Regions from separate parts of the Homo sapiens genome. Here region 2 is linked to region 1. A link is a contact called in ENCODE Hi-C or POLR2A ChIA-PET data. All regions are on one chromosome and are shown on one strand. The core of a region is the stretch at or near the end of the contact, and the rest is flanking DNA. Distances in the headings are between cores, read along the strand shown.

What was found. Hi-C counts contacts between places; a loop is a spot of excess contacts on that map. ChIA-PET counts read pairs that join two places held with the same protein, here RNA polymerase II (POLR2A).
Region 2: a map with no recorded cell type shows a loop between it and region 1 (2.8-fold over the local background). The contact joins the promoter of FECH here to the enhancer-like site in region 1. A Hi-C loop is called at or near these places in 1 of 37 single-sample maps with no recorded cell type. POLR2A ChIA-PET finds 5 or more read pairs at or near these places in 1 of 52 experiments (activated T-cell).

What each region holds. Positions count from the first base shown.
Region 1 is chr18:55,241,947-55,246,377 of GRCh38, reverse strand. The region is part of intron 15 of TCF4 (transcription factor 4); the gene reads left to right. Among named protein-coding and RNA genes, the nearest start is that of LINC01929, 120 kb to the right of the region's middle. Within about 2 kb of position 2,242, at least 6 of the 41 ENCODE cell types and tissues checked have a DNase peak (open chromatin) inside an H3K27ac peak, as active enhancers do.
Region 2 is chr18:57,584,436-57,588,866 of GRCh38, reverse strand. It overlaps FECH (ferrochelatase), which reads left to right and starts at 2,165. Exons shown (of 11, transcript NM_000140.5): 1 at 2,165-2,313. The coding sequence starts at 2,247. RefSeq lists silencers at 1,984-2,343, 2,354-2,413, 2,424-2,473.

The DNA.
Region 1 (4,431 bases), core at 993-3,492:
CTGCACCTAGGACAAACAAATCCTAGTTCTCTGGTGTTTAGCATCTTGGAGCCATGAATTTTAAATAAATCAAAGACAAAAACCTTGTCTTTCCCAGTTTTAAAATATAAAAGATACACACACACACACACACACACACACACACGTGTATTTAAAATAGACCCTATAACCTCATCATATTCTTACATCCTTACATGGTTTTCTTCTTAAATTGTGGAGGAAAAGGCAGGCAGACACATTTAATAGCACAGTGATCATCATTTTTTAAATGAACTGTTACAGGGACATAATCTTAAACTATCCATAATTTGGAATAGGCACAACTGTGCATTTAAAAAAATGCAATATTACCCTTATTTTCTCAGGAAAGCAGATTTTCTGGAGGGAAAAGTATATATTGTATATATTAGAAAATATACATATGTTCATTCACTCTTTCTGCATCTGCTGTGCTTCAGATGCTTTTGGGGATGCATAAACGTGTAAAAGAAAGTATCTGATCTTACAGGCCTTTTATCCTGGTAGAGTGATAATACAAATATGGGTCTAACTATAATGCAAGGTAGAATTATGAAATGACCTAAGGAGCAATTCAGACCGCTAGGAAAAGCTTCCCGGAGAAGATGCCATTGAGCTCATATTCGAGTCCACATAGAATTTCAACAATTAGAGACAGGATAGAAAAGGCGTTTCAGAGCCATATAATAAACATGATTTAAAACCAAAAACAGAAAATAAAGGCTCATGCACCTAAATGGAAGTAAGAAAACTGCCTGATGATACCAGTCCTTGCAGCTTGCCAGCCAGGGCTGCATTGGGTGAAAAGCCCCTCCACAGCACGGCAGCTCCAGCAGTTGGCTCGAATATTTCACATGAGAGTCCACAGGAAGAGCGAGCTTTCATGTATATTTTTTACATCCAAATTAAGTTAACTCATGGAATTTTCCACCCTTAGGAATTAAAGTAGCAACTCATGAAGTAATTCAGTTATGTCATTCATACCAAAACAGAAAATACTGGAGCAACTTGGCACTGTTTAAAAGCCAAGATTAGGCCTTGGCCATTTTATATTTTTTCACATTCCATGGCCGTTGTGTTATTTTAACTTTTATTATGGCTGTAAATTTTTCAAATCAAAAGTATCTTAATTGCTTAGAAAACAGAAGTTGAAAATGGGTTCATAGTAAGAAGAGGGTTTAGGCAAAGCAGCTTTAGGAGTGAGAACTGAAAAAAAGCTGTAGCATTACATTTTCTGTAATGCGAGGGTTCTACCTATTTGGTTGACATTCACAGTTGTGCATAATTATAGCTTCCTCTATATCCATAAATCATCTTAGAACTATAAAGTTGAGTTTAACCAAAAGATCTGTCCAATATTAGTGAAATGACATCTTTAGGGAAGCATTGTCCTGATACAATAGCCACATTCATTTTAAAGCAGTTAATTGGACACATTGTCAAAAACCACGGTATTGAGTTTCCACATTTTAATTTCACATTTGCCTTCTCCCTGGCTTCTGCACACGGACGGGTCTCTTTTGGAGCTGAAAGTGTGTGAAAGTTATTGGAGAATGGTAGTCTCTGGGTAATGTTTCTGTAAGCTGCCCAAAATTTTCCCCCTGTAGTCTAGATGGGAAACAGCTGGTATTTGTTTAAAAAGCTGTTTTGCAAAATGTCTAAACCTTGAGATATAGAACTGAGGTCACCATTAAAGCAGGTGCTTAAGAGCAAGTGAGAAAGACTTCAGAGGCCGACTGGCTCTGGAATCTTCTGCAGGGCACTTCCTATTAGAAGAAAAAGTGTTGAAGTTTGCTCCTTTATTTAGGACACGGCTATAAGTATTAATAAGTAAGTGCACTAGCAATACTACTAGAAATTGAGTATTTTTGAACATAGCCAGCCCTCAAGTGAATAATTAGCTCAGTATGAAAGGAACTAAAATGGTCATTTTTCTCACAGGGCTTCAAGATACAAGAGCCCAAGGCGCTCTAGTCTCCTTTGGGTGTTTGAATTTCCTCTTTAAACACACCAACAGTAAAAGAACTACTATTTCAAATAAGCAGTACCATAACTGACTATATCTTCCAAGGTTTTGGATGCAATCTAAGGGAAAGGGGGAAAAGAGACCCGACTTGGCAAGACCCGTACCGAAGCAGTCTGGAAAAAAAGCAAAGCAAAAAACATGTGGAACCACTAAAGGCCAGTGCACGTCAGGTATCCACCAGTCTGAAGATGAAAGGAAGTAAGCCTCCTCCCCTGGGAGCTGGAGGTTATTAGCAGCTGTTTATCCAGTCGGGAATAGAGATTAACATTGTACTTTTTTTTTAAGAACTAGAAGAAAATTTGTTTGGGAAGTTGGCTTTTCATATCAAGTCACTGTGCTTTGCCAAAAAAAACTTCCTTTCTCAGAACTCATGTACTAGCATTGAGCAATGTTATGATTCTCTGAGAAACTCTGAATTACCAAAAAGTCTTTCTCCATTAAATAGAACAGAAAAGGACAGAGAAATGGGTGAACGTTTGCCATTGACACATTGCAGTTGTACTCTTTACCATGTGAAATTTGCCGTTTGGTCTATTACCTGTTCTCCAACCTGACTCTAAATGGGACACTCTGCCCTCTACCCCTCACACGTACCCTCACAACTTAATCATTGCCACTCTAAGGTGCACACAATGGGTTCTGCAGATACCTACTGCTTGCAAAAAGACCTTTCATGAGATATTGGGGAAACTGCCTAGTACTCTGGGTGCTTTATTCTCAAAAAACAAACAAACAAACAAACAAAAAACGAGTTGGATATAGGTATTTTTCCCCTGATTTAATGCTACTCTTAATGTCATTTTCTTTTATTAAATCCTTTCTTCTGCTTTTGATCTTATTTATAGCAGAGCCACTGGTCATATGGAAACTATTACTGTATAGCTGCGAGATGAAAGACTTCATGGCAATTAAATAAGAGTGAATCATTTGGGCCAATAATACACACATACAGTGAGGTACCATTTGTGTCCAAAATGCCCTGTGTTGTTCACTTTGTAGCAAAGCCATTGAGCTTTACAAAGGGCTTTACAAAAATCTGCTTTTTGTCAGAAATATGTAGTCTGACAATATGAAAACACATGTTAACACACAGTCCTTAGCTGCTTGCTTCTTCACACATACACAGTATCTAAATCATGCCACTTATTGATATAAAATGAAATTTTCACTTAAATTTGGGATATTATTTAGTTGTGTTAAGCGTCAGCTCTTTAAAAATATATTTGGATAATCTATATCAAAATTCGACCCATCACTCAAAACCTGCCTAAAATGTCATGTTCTTCTTAAAGTAGTCCCTGGTTTCCTAAACGGGTATGACTTCATCATTTTTTAAAACCCTACATGACCTTGTACTCCTTTATGACATTCATCGTATTTTGCCTTGTATAGTAATATTATCCCATCATTAAAATATCAGTGCCTGGGCTAGGCGCGGTGGTTCAGGCCTGTAATCCCAGCACTTTGGGAAGCCAAGGCGGGAGGATCACAAGTTCAGGAGTTCGAGACCAGCCTAGCCAACATGGTGAAACCCCGTCTCTACTAAAAATACAAAAATTAGCTGGGCGTAAAGGTGCACGCCTGTAATCCCAGCTACTGGGGAGGCTGAGGCAGGAGAATCGCTTGAACCCGGGAGGCGGAGGTTGCAGTGAGCCAAGATCATGCCACTGCACTCCTTTCTGGGCAACAAAGCAACACTCCATCTTAAAAAAAAAAAAAAAAATCAGTGCCTGCAAAGTCATAGACGTGTTTATTTTTCCTTGCAAATGCCCATGTAGTGCCTTGCATATAGTACACTTTCATAAGGCGCTTGTCAAATTAAGTGAAATGTTTATTTGATAGAAACATGCTAAATGTATATTTGGCAATATCAAACAATTAAATTTCAGACATAGTCTCACAGATCCATAGCATTTGTGTCATCATTTGCTAAGCATCTAACTGCACATTGTACTATTACACTCCCGTGCAGTGACCTGTGCAGTTCCTGTCCTTGGGATGGGATGCCCACAAATGGAGACAAGTATAGGCTTTACGAATGGCAGCAAAACAAACTTATTGAAGTTTATGCCCTGCACCATTCAACAATGACCTTGAATGTGTTTTAAGGGTGGTGTCTGTAATGCATAGTGAGCTCGTGAGGTGACAAGAAAGTGGAGATTTCTGGAGATCCACTCAGCCCTGAAGGGTCAGAGAGTGAGGGGATCTGTGAGGCTAATAAAAGAGAAGCAGTTGGTGAGTTAGGAGGAAAAAACTAGCCCAGCAGACAGAGCAGGGAGGGCTTTGCTCAAGCCTTAGTGATGTGGGCGTTAACCCAGCAGATGAGAGGCCATGCGTAGGTAATTGAACATTGATAGTGAGGAATTTAAAAATAGGAGGGAACTGCA
Region 2 (4,431 bases), core at 916-3,415, 2.3 Mb before region 1:
AGACTGAGGCAGGAGAATCACTTGAACCCAGTAGGCGGAGGTTGCAGTGAGCCGAGATCGTGCCATTGCACTCCAGCCTGGGCAACAGGGTGAGACTCCCTCTAAAAAAAAAAAAAACAAAAAAAATTAATTAATTAATGAAAAAATAAAAAATAAAAAAAGAAGTCAGTAAAAATGAAAGTGCAAGATGCGAATAAAAGAAATGAAATGATGCTGATTCATTAAAATATTTAATAAAGTATGTCTTGCTAGTTCCATAATCATTTCTGGACAGAAATTTAACCCACGCCAGCCATTGATTTTGTACTGGTGAGACTTGGCACCTTTATGCCTTGTCACTAATCATCAGCGTTTGCCTGGGAGGGACCAGAAGCCCCCTTATCTCTACCCAGCAGGAGGGCCCAGCACCCTGGATGGAGGGGATGACTTTCTCCAGGGCCTCCCAGAGGGGACAAGAAGAGCCTTCATAGCTCAGACGTCTAACCCCCCCGGCCATTTTATTCTCTGGCCTTGTCTACATGTCTGCCAGCACAGCATTGCGAGGTGTGCAGCCTTTCAATTTAGTTTCTTTAGAAGAAATGGGCTCAGGCCGCGCATGGTGACTCACGCCTGTAATCCCAGCACTTTGGGAGGCCGAGGTGGGTGGACCACTTGAGGTCAGAAGTTCGAGACCAGTCTGGCCAACATGGCAAAACTCTGTATCTACTGGAAATACAAAACAAACAAATAACAACAACAACAACAAAAATGGGTTCAGACTGTAGGTAGAGAAGTATGTTATCCATGAAGATCACCTCTTTACAGGGCAACTTAAGAAGACTATAATTTTTTTATGAGGGTAGAGAATAGCCACACATATAAGGAAGGTGGGTTGATACCTGGAGCAGGTTTTACTGTGCTTTTCTCAGGACATCCGCTTGGATATGAAGATCATGTAGGTAATATGAAAGGCTATCCATTTAATTTGACATTTTGCATTGGGCTTATAACCATCAGGAGGACCAACTTTAATAAGAAATAAACTAATTCCATCAGTAGCACATATTTAAGCTACAGAAAACTGGGTTTCAGCTGAATCTAGACTCCATCTTCCCTGAATGTTCCATATGGCTTGCCCCCTTTGCTCAAATGTGTATAAGGCCTTTGCTCGAATGTGTGAGACTCTGACCCACCTGCTTCAAATTGCATTAGTCCCTTCCCCCACCCTACCCCATCTCTTTTACCTTGCTTCATTCTTCTTTTGTCCTGAGAGGGAAAAAGAAGAGGGGAGGCCGTGGAAGGGCTCCATCATTCAAAGTATTACATGTTGTGATTATTTTCTGTGTCTCCCCTAACCCCATGTAAGCCCCCGTCTACTCTTTTCACTACTGTTTTCCCAGTGCACATAGTAGGTGCTCAATATTTGTTCAATGAATACCGATGCCTGAGACCTTTCTGTACCAAGGGCTGGTTTCCTACTCCACAATGCACTGAACATATATAGGCAGGGTGGGCTGACGGAGGTGTAGGAATGAAATGGGCGCCTGTTCCTCCCAGTGATCTCAGTGTGCGACCTTGGGGGCGGGACGGGCGGCTAAACTGGGAAGGTGCGCGGATATGATACAGACAAACCTCATCATACCGTCCCTCCAAGAAATGCACTTGCCAGGCTGGCCTTCACTTTTCCTAATGCTCTTCAGTGAGTTTCACCTGTCAAATTCTGCTACACAGAGAGGGTGCAGAGAAACTGAATAATCCCTTTTTCTATTCTGAAAATAAAGCAAAACAAAACAGGATCTGCACACTTGTGTTGTGACTAGGCAGGCAAACTGGAGAACTGAGGCAAAAGCATCCTTATATCTAAATAATAGTAATGGAAACGTCGAAAAAAGTTATTTGCTGAGTCATGGCTGAGGATCCTGACTTCGCTAGTTTGGCAGATGCAAACAGGGCACGCAACTAGGAGTCCAGCAGGTTTTGCAGTGACCTGCGATGGTGGTGGGGAGCGGGCTTCTAGCTCAGCCCCCGGGCCCATTTTCACGCAGGGAGCGGCGCCCAGCTGGGGCGGGCTCTCCGCGAGGGGCGTGTCTCTGCCTGGCCTCGCCCGCCCCGGCCCGGCAGCGAATGAGCGGGCGCGCCGGGAGGGCGCGAGGTCAGGGGGCTGGGGACGCGCGTGGGGATCGCTACCCGGCTCGGCCACTGCTGGGCGGACACCTGGGCGCGCCGCCGCGGGAGGAGCCCGGACTCGGGCCGAGGCTGCCCAGGCAATGCGTTCACTCGGCGCAAACATGGCTGCGGCCCTGCGCGCCGCGGGCGTCCTGCTCCGCGATCCGCGTAAGTGGGTCTGTCGCGGCGGCCGCCAGGGCCAGGATCCCTGAGAAGGCGTGGGCAGAGCGGGCAGCTGGCGCCCGGGCCCTCGCGCCCGGGGGATTCGGGGAGCGGCCTTGGGGGTGCTGCGAGCAACCGGGCGAGGGGCGTCGCGGAGAAGGGAGGGCTGAGGGCAGCACTCAGGGCTCGGGAGGCCGCGGGGAGGGCGCCCGGATCCAGGAGGCGCAGGTTCAAGTCCCATCGGTCGGCTGGGTGGCTTGGAGCAGTGGCTGGAATTTCCCAGAGCCTTGGTTATTGTCACCTGCAATAACCAGGCTGTTGAGAAGATTACGCGAGGGAAGGTATGTTATGGGCCTGCCATAGAGGATAGTAAGGAAGGCATCTTCATCATCACCACCATGGACATCTGCCCTGCAGTTCCCTCCCTGCTGAGGAAAGCCCATGGTCCTTGGTCCCTCTGTGCCCACTTCTCCTTAGCAGCGGGACCCCCCGTGGGGCAGCCTGGGCTAGCGTTTTCTAGAGATATCTGGGGAACTTGTAAGACCCAGGAACAGCCTCCCACGTTTCTGATGCAAACCGTGAATAGGTTGTGACCACAGGATGAGCTGATGGGACTGTGGATCTCACACACCTGGCTGGGACAGCATTTCCAACTGTGACACCTTGAACAAGGCACCTAACCTCGCCAGAGCTTTGGTAAATGTACATTGAAATCCTAATTTTTTTTTTAAGGCTTGCCTTGAACATGAGCACCTTGCCTGGCACACAGTAGTACACAGGCATCCTCAAGATGTCTAGCCATTCATGCAGAAGGCTGCCACGAATAAGATGCTTATTCAATGCATCCGAACGGTGACTGGACACAGACCGGACATATTTTTCTAAGACGTTCGTCAGTCTGACACCTACTTGGAGTGGAGGGAATCCCCTCTGAACCTCCATATCTCATTAGACGTGCCTTTGTTAGGAAAATACTAAGGACCCAGTGTACAATGAGGCTAGCTCACTAAGGGCGCTGGGGGACAAAGGGCATTGTTTTTTAAGAAGAGGCAGCACAGTGCCAGTCGTGGGGCTGAAAGAAGTATTGAACTAATCTTTTCTTTCACTGACCTTTCCTGTGGCAAATAAAGTCTGACAGGTCCTAGATTTGAGGTCGTGGAACAATATGTGAAACTTTAAATTATTTGTAGTCTAGGTTAAAAGTGGAAAGATTCAGAAACGCTAGCAGAAGTAGATTTGGAGTCTTATTTGTGTTACAGACTTTGATTTGAAGGCATAGTTATAATACTTCATCATTTTGGTTGATAGGAAAAGATCAACTTCTGTGTGAGAAAACACTGAGGATTATTTCCGAAAATGAGTTCTGAAAGTAAAAGTGGAAAAGCAAAGTTTTATACTTTATGTATTTAGCATATTACAGAATTAATAAGAAGCTTCCGGGGGTGGGCCATATATTATCTGTCTGTTTAGCTATCTATATGAATTATTTTTTTTCTTGGTGCCTTTTTCTTTCCAAACTTTAAACGTTTTGTTTCTTTTGTTTTTTTAAGAGATGGAGTGTTGCTCTGTCGCTCAGGCTGGTGTACGGTGGTGCCATCATAGTTCACTGCAGCCTTGAAATCCTGGGATCAAGTGATCCTCCCGCCTCAGCCTCCCTGGTAGCTGGGATTACAGGCATGATCTAGTGTGCCTGGCCCCCCAAACATTTTTTTTCACTGAGCATATATTGTCTTATGTAATTAGAAAAACAATTCTAGGATAATAAAAGAGTTGTAGGGTTTACATAAGAGACATTAGAACATTTTGGCTCCATATCAGCAACTAACCAATATTTTGAAGCACCCACTATGTTTATTAATAGTTATAATATAGAACCTTATTTCTTTTGTTAATTTTAAAAACGGTGCATATTTTATAAGTACTTTTGAAGTAATCCTCATCTCCTATGTGATAGAAAAGTGCCATTATAGATTTCAATACTTGTGTATCTCGCCCCCCACCCTCTTCTGCCTCGCCCACAAGGATCCAAAATATTAATTTGGTTTTGAAGAACCAGTTGATACTTAAGAACTTTTTTTTCTGTTTTTCCTTTTTCTTTATTTCTTTTTGCAACAACATGAAGTC